2 separate regions of the Homo sapiens genome follow, and region 2 is linked to region 1. The links are chromatin contacts, found by Hi-C or POLR2A ChIA-PET in ENCODE. All regions are on one chromosome and are shown on one strand. The core of a region is the stretch at or near the end of the contact, and the rest is flanking DNA. Distances in the headings are between cores, read along the strand shown. Region 1 overlaps ROPN1L (rhophilin associated tail protein 1 like). Region 2 overlaps DAP (death associated protein).

The links. Hi-C counts contacts between places; a loop is a spot of excess contacts on that map. ChIA-PET counts read pairs that join two places held with the same protein, here RNA polymerase II (POLR2A). Pooled maps may share reads with other maps.
Region 2: a loop to region 1 is called in a pooled map, with 2.5 times the contacts of the local background. The contact joins two enhancer-like sites. A Hi-C loop is called at or near these places in 3 of 50 pooled maps. POLR2A ChIA-PET finds 5 or more read pairs at or near these places in 2 of 52 experiments (H1 and Panc1).

What each region holds. Positions count from the first base shown.
Region 1 is chr5:10,448,330-10,454,136 of GRCh38, forward strand. It overlaps ROPN1L (rhophilin associated tail protein 1 like), which reads left to right. Exons shown (of 5, transcript NM_031916.5): 2 at 1-54; 3 at 1,623-1,784. Among named protein-coding and RNA genes, the nearest start is that of ROPN1L, 9.4 kb to the left of the region's middle. Within about 2 kb of position 3,327, at least 2 of the 41 ENCODE cell types and tissues checked have a DNase peak (open chromatin) inside an H3K27ac peak, as active enhancers do.
Region 2 is chr5:10,722,925-10,728,731 of GRCh38, forward strand. All of the region lies in intron 2 of DAP (death associated protein), which reads right to left. Among named protein-coding and RNA genes, the nearest start is that of DAP-DT, 35 kb to the right of the region's middle. RefSeq lists a silencer at 3,392-3,555 and an enhancer at 4,427-4,926. Within about 2 kb of position 2,252, at least 22 of the 41 ENCODE cell types and tissues checked have a DNase peak (open chromatin) inside an H3K27ac peak, as active enhancers do.

The sequences.
Region 1 (5,807 bases), core at 2,077-4,576:
CAGAAAACAGACACAGGCCTGACTCAAGGACTCCTGAAAGTTTTGCACAAGCAGGTATGGGGGGGCGTAGTCTCTGGCCTCAGGCAGCTGGCCTGTGCTTTCCTTACCGTTCACTGTGCATTGATGACAGAGCGGGGCACACCCCAGCAATGTATTTCAAACCTCCTGAGGTCCCTGAAATCCTGCTTTCCCTGCCACGCATCGTCAAGGTTGATTCAAGGAAGAAATATGTTGTGTCTGGGAGGTCTTTTTCTAGCTTCAACAGCCCCAAGTCACTATCCAGGGGTAGAGTTTAGAAAAGTGAAATATAATTTCTTTTAAATACAAAATTTACATGACACTAGATTCTGCTGGGCAAAACATACAAAATTTCAGAACCTGGGGGGTTTCCAGTCCGTTCTCCAGGTGTGTGTTTGTGAAAGCTGTGCGCAGGCCTGAGTAAGCCTCTGCCTTCTCTGTCTGGAAGGCGGGGCTGGCCTTTGGCCCCCAAGGTGGGCAGCAGCCTCTGGTGTCCAGTGCTGTGGAGAGCCTGGGCCCCCTTCCTGCCTTGCGCTTCTTTGCCCCACACGCCATCCTGTTTTTACAGACGTGAGTTACTAGAAAGTGGGTCACGGAGCAAGGCTAGGCCTTCCTCATGACTCGGTTCTTTTGCTAAAAGAGACACCAGTGGCATAACCTTGATTTTCAAACTGACTTATCCCCATTCTACACTGTGAAGTACTGTGCTTCTGCGCAGGATACAGTGAATTCTGAAACTAGGACTACCTTAAGGGAAGCAAAGAACTCTTGAATGGTGTAGCTTGCGAAAAGACATGCTGAAATTGCTCAAAGCCTTTTCATCCAGGATACTGCTAGCAGATTGCAGAAGTTTTCAGTTTTGATAGATTGTTTAAAATAGTAGAAGGAAGGCCGGGCATGGTGGCTCATGCCTTTAATCCCAGTACTTTGGGAGGCTGAGGCGGGCAGATCACTTGAGGTCAGGAGTTCAAGACCAGCCTGGCCAACAAGGTGAAACTTTGTCTCCAATAAAAATACAAAACTTAACAGGGCGTGGTGGTGCGCACCTGTAATCCCAGCTACTTGGGAGGCTGAGGCGGAAGAATTACTTAACCCTGGGAGGTGGAGGTTGCAGTGAGCCGAAATCATGCCGCTGCACTCCAGCCTGGGCAACAGAATGAGACTGTCCAAAAATTAACAAATAAATATATAATAGAAGAAATACATTTATTTTCAGTTTTAAGATCTCTCCTATCTAACTGTTAATGTGATTAGGGGCTGGATTTTTAAAATGTTTTTTACTGAGCTTTATTTTTTATTGTGAAGCATTTCAGACAGATAGTGGAGTATCGTATACTCAATATCAGTATGCCTGTTTCATTAAGTCATAACATGATGCCGTATTCGCTTCACCGTCCTTTTTTCATTTAATAAATAAAAGGTTGCCGCTCGCTGCCTTCCCTGCCTTCCCTCCCCAGGGCTGACAGAACCCCCTGTCATGCATTTGGAGTTCATCTGTCCCCTGCATGGGGCGGGTTACTTGGTGTGTGTTGAATATTCACAGCATTCATTGTTTCCCAGGTTTTAAAACATACATAAATTGTCATGCTGTGTTTTCCAAACAGTGTCACCACAAGCGGTATGTGGAATTAACAGATCTTGAGCAGAAGTGGAAGAACTTGTGCCTGCCGAAGGAAAAATTCAAAGCGCTCTTACAACTGGATCCTTGTGAAAACAAAATCAAGTGGATAAACTTTTTAGCGCTTGGATGCAGCATGCTTGGTGGGGTATGTACCTATAAACAGCATATTAATAATTCTGTGTCATCATGGTCCCAGCTTAAAAATAATTTAGGTTTCAGTAACTAAAGGAAACACTTTAGTAACTTTGTCTTAGAAAAGCATTTCCCCCTGCTCCAGGCCTATTATATTAATATTTTCAGGTGTACAGTTATTTTAATTTACAGAAATTATTTATGAATGCCTCAATTTAAAAGTTAATAGTAGATGAAAGATATGGATACTATTAAAATATATTTAGGTTTTAGAAGAAAATGCATCAATGACTTTTTAAAACTACAAATCATTTTGTAAACTGATAACTGTTTTGCTCATCTGTGGAAAGAGGCATACAATTATTTTCTACTTTAGTAGAAATCTATTATTATTATTTATTTATTCATTTTTTTTGAGATGGAGTTTTGCTGTTGTTGCCCAGGCTGGAGTACAATGGCGCAATCTCGGCTCACCGCAACCTCCGCCTCCCAGGTTCAAGCGATTCCCTGTCTCAGCCTCCCGAGTTGCTGATAGCTGGGATTACAGGCATGTGCCACCATGCCTGGCTAATTTTGTATTTTTAGTAGAGACGGGGTTTCTCCATGTTGGTCAGGCTGGTCTCGAACTCCTGACCTCAGGTGATCTGCCCACCTTGGCCTCCCAAAGTGTTGGGATTACAGGCGTGAGCCACCGCGCCGGCCTTAGAAATCTATTATTAATAACTAATAGATACAGTGAGATTTTGCTGATGTTTGAGTATAAGCCAAGCAACTTAGGAATAAGACATGATCCTCCAGGTGACGAGGCGAGCCTGGGAGGTCGGGGCGAGAAGGGAGAGGTTGGAGCTGGGATGATGTTGGCAGGGCTTCCTTTGCAAACCCAGAGTCAGTCTTCTCAGCTAAAGTCTTGCTGTGAGACATGGTGGTTGGGTGAAGGAAGAGTAACCAGGCATCTGCCATGTGAAGCTTATGAAGAAAGGAGGCAGAGAAAGGAGAACCAGCTCCCTTTACTACATAGATGAACAATTTGATTTTCCCCCCTCCCTTCAGTCTGTGGCCCCAGTGTGTATAACTGGTCCTTGCTTCACAGCCCTCACTCAGCTTTGCTCCATGCACAGAGCTCTTTCATTCCATTTTCATTAAAACAAATTACTTGAAATGGGTGGTGGTAAACACCCGCAAGGCTACCCAATGTGGCCACTAATGCACCAACAGTCACTTCCAACCACCTGTGGCCTCCTCCCATGTCCTGTCCCCCTGCCTGGTGGCCTGAAGCAATGACATTTCTGAAGTTCCTGCTTCTCGCTTCCTGACCTCTGAAACACATGCTTCTATGTGTCCCGCAAGAGGTACACTGTGGAATTTTAGTTGGTTTTGACTTGATGAAAAGACATTTGTGTTGTCAGTAATTTTCTGAAATTTTCATCCTAAATTATATGACTAGATGTATTCATCTGTACATCACAGGCCACGTTGTTCATTCCCTTCCTTCGCCATGTCACATCTGAGTGTGGCGCAGTTCACCAGCTCTGCAGATGGCCCCAGTGGGAAGCTCCGTGCCCTCAGGGAGTCGGGTGTGGTGTGGCTGTAGAATGAGCAAGAGTTTTGTTGTGTAACTGCTCAAAGGCAATGGAGGTGCTTCCTGTCAGCCCCGGGCTAATTGTGCCAAGGCCTGGATGTTGGCAGGCATGGTACCCTCCAGTAGCAAGGACAGGTGCAGATGGCACCAGGGGAGTGTCTCAGGGGTATTATCAAGATAGACAAAGGCAAATACTTTTAATTATTGGAGACATTTTTATGTCACTTTGTTAATCTGGAACTCTGTGAAATCTATCTATCTATCTATCTATCTGTCTATCTATCTAATCTATCTATCTATATCTGTATCTAGCTATATGTTTTTTGAGATGGAGTCTCACTGTGTCACCCAGGTTGGAGTGCAATGGTGTGATCTTGACTCACTGCAACCTCCCAGGTTCAAGTGATTCTCCTGCCTCAGCCTCCCGAGTAGCTGGGATTACAGGCATGCACCACCATGCTCAGCTAATTCTTGTACTTTTAGTAGAGATGGGGTTTCACCATGTTGGCCTGGCTGGTCTTGAACTCCTGACCTCAGGTGATCTACCAGCCTCAGGTTCTGGGATTATAGATTACAGGTGTAAGCCACTGCACCCAGCCTAAAGTATATGTGTGTGTGTGTGTGTGTGTGTGTGTCTGTGTGTGTGTGTGTGTGTGTGTGTATTTTTTTTTTTTTGAGACAGAGTCTTGCTCTGTCACCCAGGCTGTAGTGCAGTGGTGCGATCTGGGCTCACTGCCACCTCCGCCTCCCAGGTTCAAGTGATTTCCATGCCTCAGCCTCCCAAGTAGCTGGGATTACAGGCATGGACCTCCACGCCTGGCTAATTTTTTGTATTTTTAGTAGAGACAGCGTTTCACCATGTTGGCCTGGCTGATCTTGTACTCCTGACCTCAGGTGATCTGCCCGCCTCGGCCTCCCAAAATGCTGGGATTACAGGTGTGAGCCACTGCACCCGGCCCTGAAATCGATATGTTAACAATATAAAATTGTATGCAATGTTTGAATTAATGTTGGTGGTTTCTGCCTCTAAGCTTAGTTGTAAAATTTTGATTTTAAAATGATGAGAAAGTAGAATAATTCATGTTTTTGGATCCATCTTTATAGTTTTCACCTTCCTAATTGTGAAAATTAAGCACTAGATTTAAAACACAATTGAATCTGATTTGAAAAATAAGGCCTCTTGTCCATGTAGAGTGTGTGACACTAGATGGAGACATTGTGTTAAGGATAGAGCTTGGCCGTCTAAGCTGACTCCTGGGGAAGAGACATCACAAACAGCACACATTCTTTTGGGTTCTTCCTATCATAGAGAATAAATTGACACCAGGAATCATGCTGTGCATCACTGCGGGTTCCTGCCTGTCTCCTGACTTGAGCCACCTTTGCCAGCAGGACTCCAGATTTGCCCTTGACTCCTTCCATAGGTGCTGGAGGCCTCTCCTGGTTGTAGAAAGCCACAGCCACCCTCTGCTCTGGTCCAGTGCGGCTGTAGACTCAGGGTCAGGTTCAAGTGTGGAAGCTGACCTCTCCTCCCTCAGAGGAGCGTGTGCTCGTCTGGGGTCCATGTCTGCTGCCAGGGATGCCTGCTCTGCCCTGGCTCCCGCGGCCCACAGAGTGCTGAGCACGAGTTCAAACACCTGTCTCGGGGTGCGCTGGGTAGACAGGAGGTGCTCGGACCCTCCAGGCCTTGGTGTGGACAGTTGTGTTGTTGACCTTGTTGGCCCTGGGTGGCTTGGAGGTGTGCTAAGAACACAAAGCTGTGAATTCAAGGAGGGGTTTCTTCATGTCGTTCAGCGTCATAAGCGTTCATTTTTATGCTTTAAAAAAATACCTTCAAAAAGGAGGAAATGAAGTGCGATGAGAATAATTTGTAGTGGATTACCACCTGCAGAAGTTTATTTCACATAGGATGCTGTGTAATTGGTGGCTAGCCGCTGCCTGCGTGAGCGGGATAGATGTCGTTCCTGCTCCCTGCATCTATGGCGGGGGCGTGGCTTGTGGCAGGTGTACTCTCTGTGCTGTTTACATTTATTTATCTTAGAAATCACTCTAGTCAAATTCATCGAGTTGAAGATCTCTAAAAAGACTGGAAACCTCTGCTTCAATTTCTGAATCATACATACCATTCATTCCACAAATGTTTACTGTGCATTATTTTGTGCCAGGCCCTGTTCTAAGTGCTGCAGGTTCTGGAGTGAACAAAACGGGCAAACATCACCAGACTCTTGGAGCTGATGTTCTGTTATATCCTTGAAGCCCTGAACACTGCTCTACTTATTACATCAAAAGCTATCAATTCAGGTTAAGGGGCACTGTGAGCTGCCCCAGGCAGGTGAACAAGGACATTAAATTGCCATCTGGATGTTAAGAGATTCCTGTCCTCTTTCTCAATGTTTTGATGTGCTTGCATGGTGAAATGACCATATTTGTATGTTGTGGCTTTTATTTAATTTTTTT
Region 2 (5,807 bases), core at 1,002-3,501, 270 kb after region 1:
CATAGCCAGACATTCAGTGTTCGATGTACCGAAAAATCCTCTTTACACGTCTTTATGCTTCTGGCCACTACAGCCGCAAAGTCCAGCCATTAGAAGGGACAGCCATCTTTCAGAGTCATGTCCCTTGATGAAATGTCAATGCCAAAGAAATATAGACAGATATGCCTTATGTATTTTGCCATGTCTCCTCCCTCTTGCCATCACAGTCTCCTCTAAAAGAGTAAGCAACTAAAAAAGAAAAGCTAAATGTTCAGTCCCTGTAAAACACCATTTACAATAACAAACTCACACTGATAGAAAAGGGAAGATACTGTATTAATAGCACATCAGGTCAAAAAATTAGAACATAAGAATGATAAAAACCATGGCAATTAATTCAACGCCCTATATATAGTCTATCCTGTAAATATAATTTGATTTGCACAGAGCTCCTCAGCTGGCTATTAGTACAGCGATCAGCTCAGGTCTTCTAGGCCAGTCCTTGCTTTGCAGCACGATGCCTTGTAAGAACAATTCAGTGGCTACAAAACCTTGGAAATAGTACTTAACTCCTTTGGGTCATCCAAGCAAAACTACTCTCGTGAAGCTCATTTCATTGGGATATTGGGGAAAGAAATAGCAGAGAAGGGATGGAGGCACATAAGAAACAATCATTAAGAAGACCCAGGCAAGAAACAAAACAATTCTTGAGCATTTTAAGTAAAGAAAAAGGCAGCATGTTACAGTCACTAATTAACACATAGCCCTTTCTGAGGAGAGATTCTATCACAGGCTCCAGGCCAGATACTAAAGCAAAAGAATGTGTGAAACCAAACTCCTACCTCATTAAAGATCTCTGGTCTGAGTTGGCCCTACATGTTATTATATGCCATTATCTTCATCTTCATTACAATGCTGAGTTGTGACACCTTCTATGTTGACAGAGCTCCTAAGGATACAGAAGGAGAGTCGCACATCTTGCTCTGTATCTTAGGGGACTGTCTGCTATCCAAGTGTACTTGCGGGTGTCTATTTGGAAGATTATTGAAGTAAATGCCAAAATACAAACGGTGCATTGTTTGGGTGCAGAAAAAAACATATAGCAAAAAAGTAAACCTGTGGGATGTGTTCAAGGCACCATACAGCAAAGGCAATCCATTTCCTTGTGCTACCCTCAAAATGTTATACAATAATTTCTGGTAAAAACTCTAAATTAAAACAATTTAAAAGCACAGCACCTCTAATCCTGTTTAAGCCTGAAATGATTTATAAATACCTACCCAGGAACTACTCTGCCACCAAAGGAATGCAGATGGCCTCAGTGAGGATTAATCCATCTCTGGAAGGTTCTTGAGGACTAACTTATCCTTTCTTATTTTCTCCAGAGTCTAGCAAGGTTCCACCTCTATAACAGAAACCCCATGAATATGGGACTGCTGTTAATTCACGCTGTGCTTTTAGTTCTTTTCAAAGCTTACAGATATTCATATTTTTCCCTCATTTTCTTTTCTCTATAAAAGTCCCATAAGAGAAAGAGACACATGCACAAATCTTGCACTACAGATGAGGAAACAGGCACCAAAGGTTCATGATTTACCAGGGGCCACCCAGGAGCAATAGGCCAGCACCCCAGGGCCCATCAGCTTAGGGCTTTCCTAGATTAAATGCTTTACACACATTTCAGGTAGACCAGGGGAGGCTGGCTCTTGTGGACTATGTGTACCTAAATTGCTTAAGAGTCATAAATGTGGTCCAAGATTTTCAAAAAGTCATAACCAGCACATGAACTAACAGACCAAAGACTCAGCCTAGGTGGGGTCAAACTAAAGCTGCAGAGGAAACATTCCTCCTTTCTGGTTCTGTGTCCCTAATGGATGAGGGCTCCAGTGACTTGGAGGGAAGAGTGCTGGTGCTCCCCAGGGCCTCTCAACCCGGGTGCGCAGCCATCTGGACAGAGTCAAGCTCTGACAAACCCAACAGCCGCCAGGGGGTGTAGCTCTCTACTCCCCCCAGGAGGAGAAGGTGGGGGTTCTGCAGCTGTGTGCTGACTTGAGCTTCTTCCTCCCCCCTCTCCCCTTCAGGCTCCCCTCTGACCCAACACCCCATGGGCTTGGCCTCGCTAAGGCTGGGAAAGGGCTGCATTTGTTTCTATCTCTGATCACATTTGGAATCCCTGGCAAAGTGAAAACAAACCTTCCATTCTTCAGCCGTGTTTGTTTTGGGCCCATTTGGCACCACCCTTCCCATTTCAGGCTTATTTTTTTTCCACTTATCGTCATCATGAATTTGGTAGAGGTGAGTCATTGGTTTTAACCCTGGCTCCAGCTTCCTCTCGTTTGTACTTTTCCAGTCTAATTTCCTTTATTTGCAGCGCCTTGAAAGTCTCCAATCGCTAGCCTCTGACATGGTTATGCCGGGTCCTGAGCTCGGGCTGTCTCCAGTCCTGAGGCGTGTGGGCTCCTGCACGCTGGGCCAGGGGTTTCTGAGTGGTTGTTGTGTTCCTGGTTCTGAGGCTCCTGCCCACAAGATCCGAAGACTCACCAGGGCAGCTGCTGACCTTCAGGTGGAGGCAGGGAGCCTCTGCAGAAGCCGGTGCCGCTGCAGAGCTGCTCCAACACTGCCGTGGTGTCTTATAAAGCCACAAAGCTTGAGTTGACAATTGGGGTAGAAGGAAAATCACTGAAACTCCTCTGTCTTAAATGAGCTTGATGGAAAGCAGTCCCTAATAATACAATCCTAGTGCTGAAAAGATGTCTCTCAACTTAAACATTTGAAGTAGGATTTTAGGCTTTCTTCTCAATAATTTCCCCACAACTCTTTGGGAAAAGGTGACTAGTTAACAGAGCAGAAACGGTGGGCAGGAGACTGGAAGTCTTTGGAGTCACACATTTGGATTCACATCTTATTTGTCAGTTACTTTGGTAATGACCTTAGGCATGCCATTAGTCTTTCTCAGTAGATATACCTGACCACAAAAGAGAGTCCCACCACTTACCTTGTAGGATGTGAAGACTAATAAGACTAAGTATGTAAAGCACCTGGTCTAAAGGTAGCTGTATTTGCTGTTATTTGGCTATTAGACTTCCTGAATACTGCTGAATTGCTTAAGTCATACTGGGGACAATCTTCTAAACTTCTCATTCCCCAAGGACCGATTAAGTTGAGACATAATCATAAAGTCAACAGGACACATGACAGATGCTTTCAAAATAGATTCAAGTCCCATGGAAAAAAATGTTCAATTCTGCCTGTTGGACAGTTGTCATTTATACTCTCTTCCGCCTCCCCTCTGGAGTCCTTATAAATATGGTGGCCAATTAGGAAGTTATCATTACTCACCCACAGTGAAAGAATAAACTGTTCATGAACCATTTTCTCCCTTTAACACAGTGTTCATACATTTCTGAAATGTGTAGGCTTCACTTGCATTGCAGAGACTGGGATGGTGTGTGTGTCTCAGATAAGTGCTGCTCACAGCGTGGTGGGGAACAAGCAGCACCACTAACTCTGGGAGCTCATGAGAAATAGTCTCAGGCCCACCCCAGCCCTGCTGAGGCAGAATCTGCATTCTGACCAGATTCTCAGGTGATCTGCAAGTGCATTCAAGTTTGGGAGGCTCCTTGGTCACACAGAGGAGGCAGAGGTGTGACGGTGAAGGTGCCGGCCCCGGCCCAGGAGGCGGGGTTCTGACTGCTCTTCAGCCCCTGCCACTTCAGCTTAGCTGAGGGACAACAGGCGAGTCATATCACCCTCCAAGCTTACCCTCGTTACATCCAAAATTGTGAAGGGCCTGAGGTTTTATGTCACTTGTCAGCTAATACGTCAGCCTGCCACTGTGTGTGCATGTGTGTGGAAAAGTGTGTGTGTGTGTGAGTATGAGTGTTCACAACAGAAGGTGCAAGACCTCTGAGTCAGAGAGAGCAGAAAGAACGACATCTTAGCACTAGTTTGCTAAGTGCCAGTCCCCACAGTGATGTGACATGGTGAGGGCCAAGTGTCACTTATGCATGTAGTGGAATCATCACAGAAGAGAAGCCCCAGAATTAGGGAACGCTGACCTTGTACAGGGCTGCTGGTGACCTTCCCTCTCCACTGTCGAGAGGGAGAGACAGAGACTTAGCTTGATCCTGGAATGTAAGCAACTGTTTTAGGGAAGTGGAAGGGAAACTTCTGTAAGCTGTATTGTCCTAAAATGTCTCCTTATACGAACATTATTAACTTGGCTGTAAATGTCTTTGCTCAGAGGACCTGGACTGTGCAGAAACATGACATGTCCATAGGAACTGTCTCTCAATGTGCCCATGTGTCAGGAGAATGGGTGGCTGGCACACAGCAGGCAACAGTACCTGGCCACTGCCCCGGGGGAGCTTGTAGTCTGAGAACCACCCACAATGGAACCACAGTGTCATGAGAGGGGAAGTCCCAGGTGCCTGTGGGAACGCACAGGGGTCAGCACACCCTGATGAAGGCAGGGCTGTCAGGAAAGGGTTCCTGGGGCTGGCTTCCAAGCTGAGACTTGACGTTTGGATTGGCTGGTTCTGAGTGCCAGGCAGGAAGCCCTGACAGTCGGCCGTGAGAGGGTGGTGGGGATGGGGCCTGCTGCCTTGCTCCTGATGCTCAAGGGCCCGACTTCATTCTGAGGGTTTAGATGGGGGGGACTGGGGAGAGGGAGAAATACATGTTGATTCCCTGGTTCTGGCTTGGACAACTCAATATCCAAGTTATGAGAGCCTAGTAACAAGATGGAAAGGGGAGCAGAGTTTGAGGGACGAAAATGGTGTGCTGTATGTAGGCAATCTGCTATGTTTCTGGGAGTATAAATTGAGATATCCAATCTATGCAGTCATCCCTTGGCATCCATGGGAGAGTGGTTCCAGCACCCCTGTGGATACCACAATCCCACAGATGCTCACATCCCTGATATAAAATAGTGTAGTATGTGCATATAACCTTCACACATCCTCCCATATACTTTAAATCATCTCCAGTTACTTACAATTCCTGATACGATGTAAATGCTATGTAAATAGCTGTTATCCTGTATTGTTTGGGGAACAGTGACAAGAAAAAAAAGTCTGTACCTGTTCAGTACAGATGCAATCATCCATTTTTTTCCTGAATATTTTCAGTTCACAGTTGGGTGACTCTGCCGTGGGTTGAACCCTTGGATGCAGAACCCACAGATACAGAAGGCTGACTGTCTATGATTAACAGGCAAAGAAAAGAACATGAAGGCGGTTGTAACTTACTTTTTTTTCCTGGATATCAGAAAGTGAAATGCTATTTTTTTGTATTTATTTACTAATATTTGTTTACAAATATTTATTCTTTTGAGAATTATTTGTTCATCTTCTTTTGAATTCACTGGGAATTTGATGTGTTTATGACTGATTTATATGAACTTCCCATTCATTTTCAGTCTGTATTAGGTTTTCAGCTATCACTGCTACTTTTTAGAAACCTTAAGTGTGGAGTTACTTAAAATCCTGGGGGAAAGATTTAGACTGAGCCCAAAGGATAGGCCAAAAAGACAAAAAAGAAGACCTCTGATGGACCAAGACTATGTTCTTTTGCCCTATTTTCAGAGCTTCAGGGAAATTAAATATAAACGGATGTATGGACAAGTCAATTCTGAGTTTAAGAAATTAAAGCAGTGCTACTAATTGATAATTTTACTGATTTGTTAATGTTCTTGAGAAAACTTGACCTTCCAGTAAGTCCAAGTAAACAGATACAATCACCAAACTCCTGGGTTCAAATTAATCACACACTAGGAAAAACATGTCTTGCCTTAGATACAACTTTCGATCACGACCACAGCACTGGAC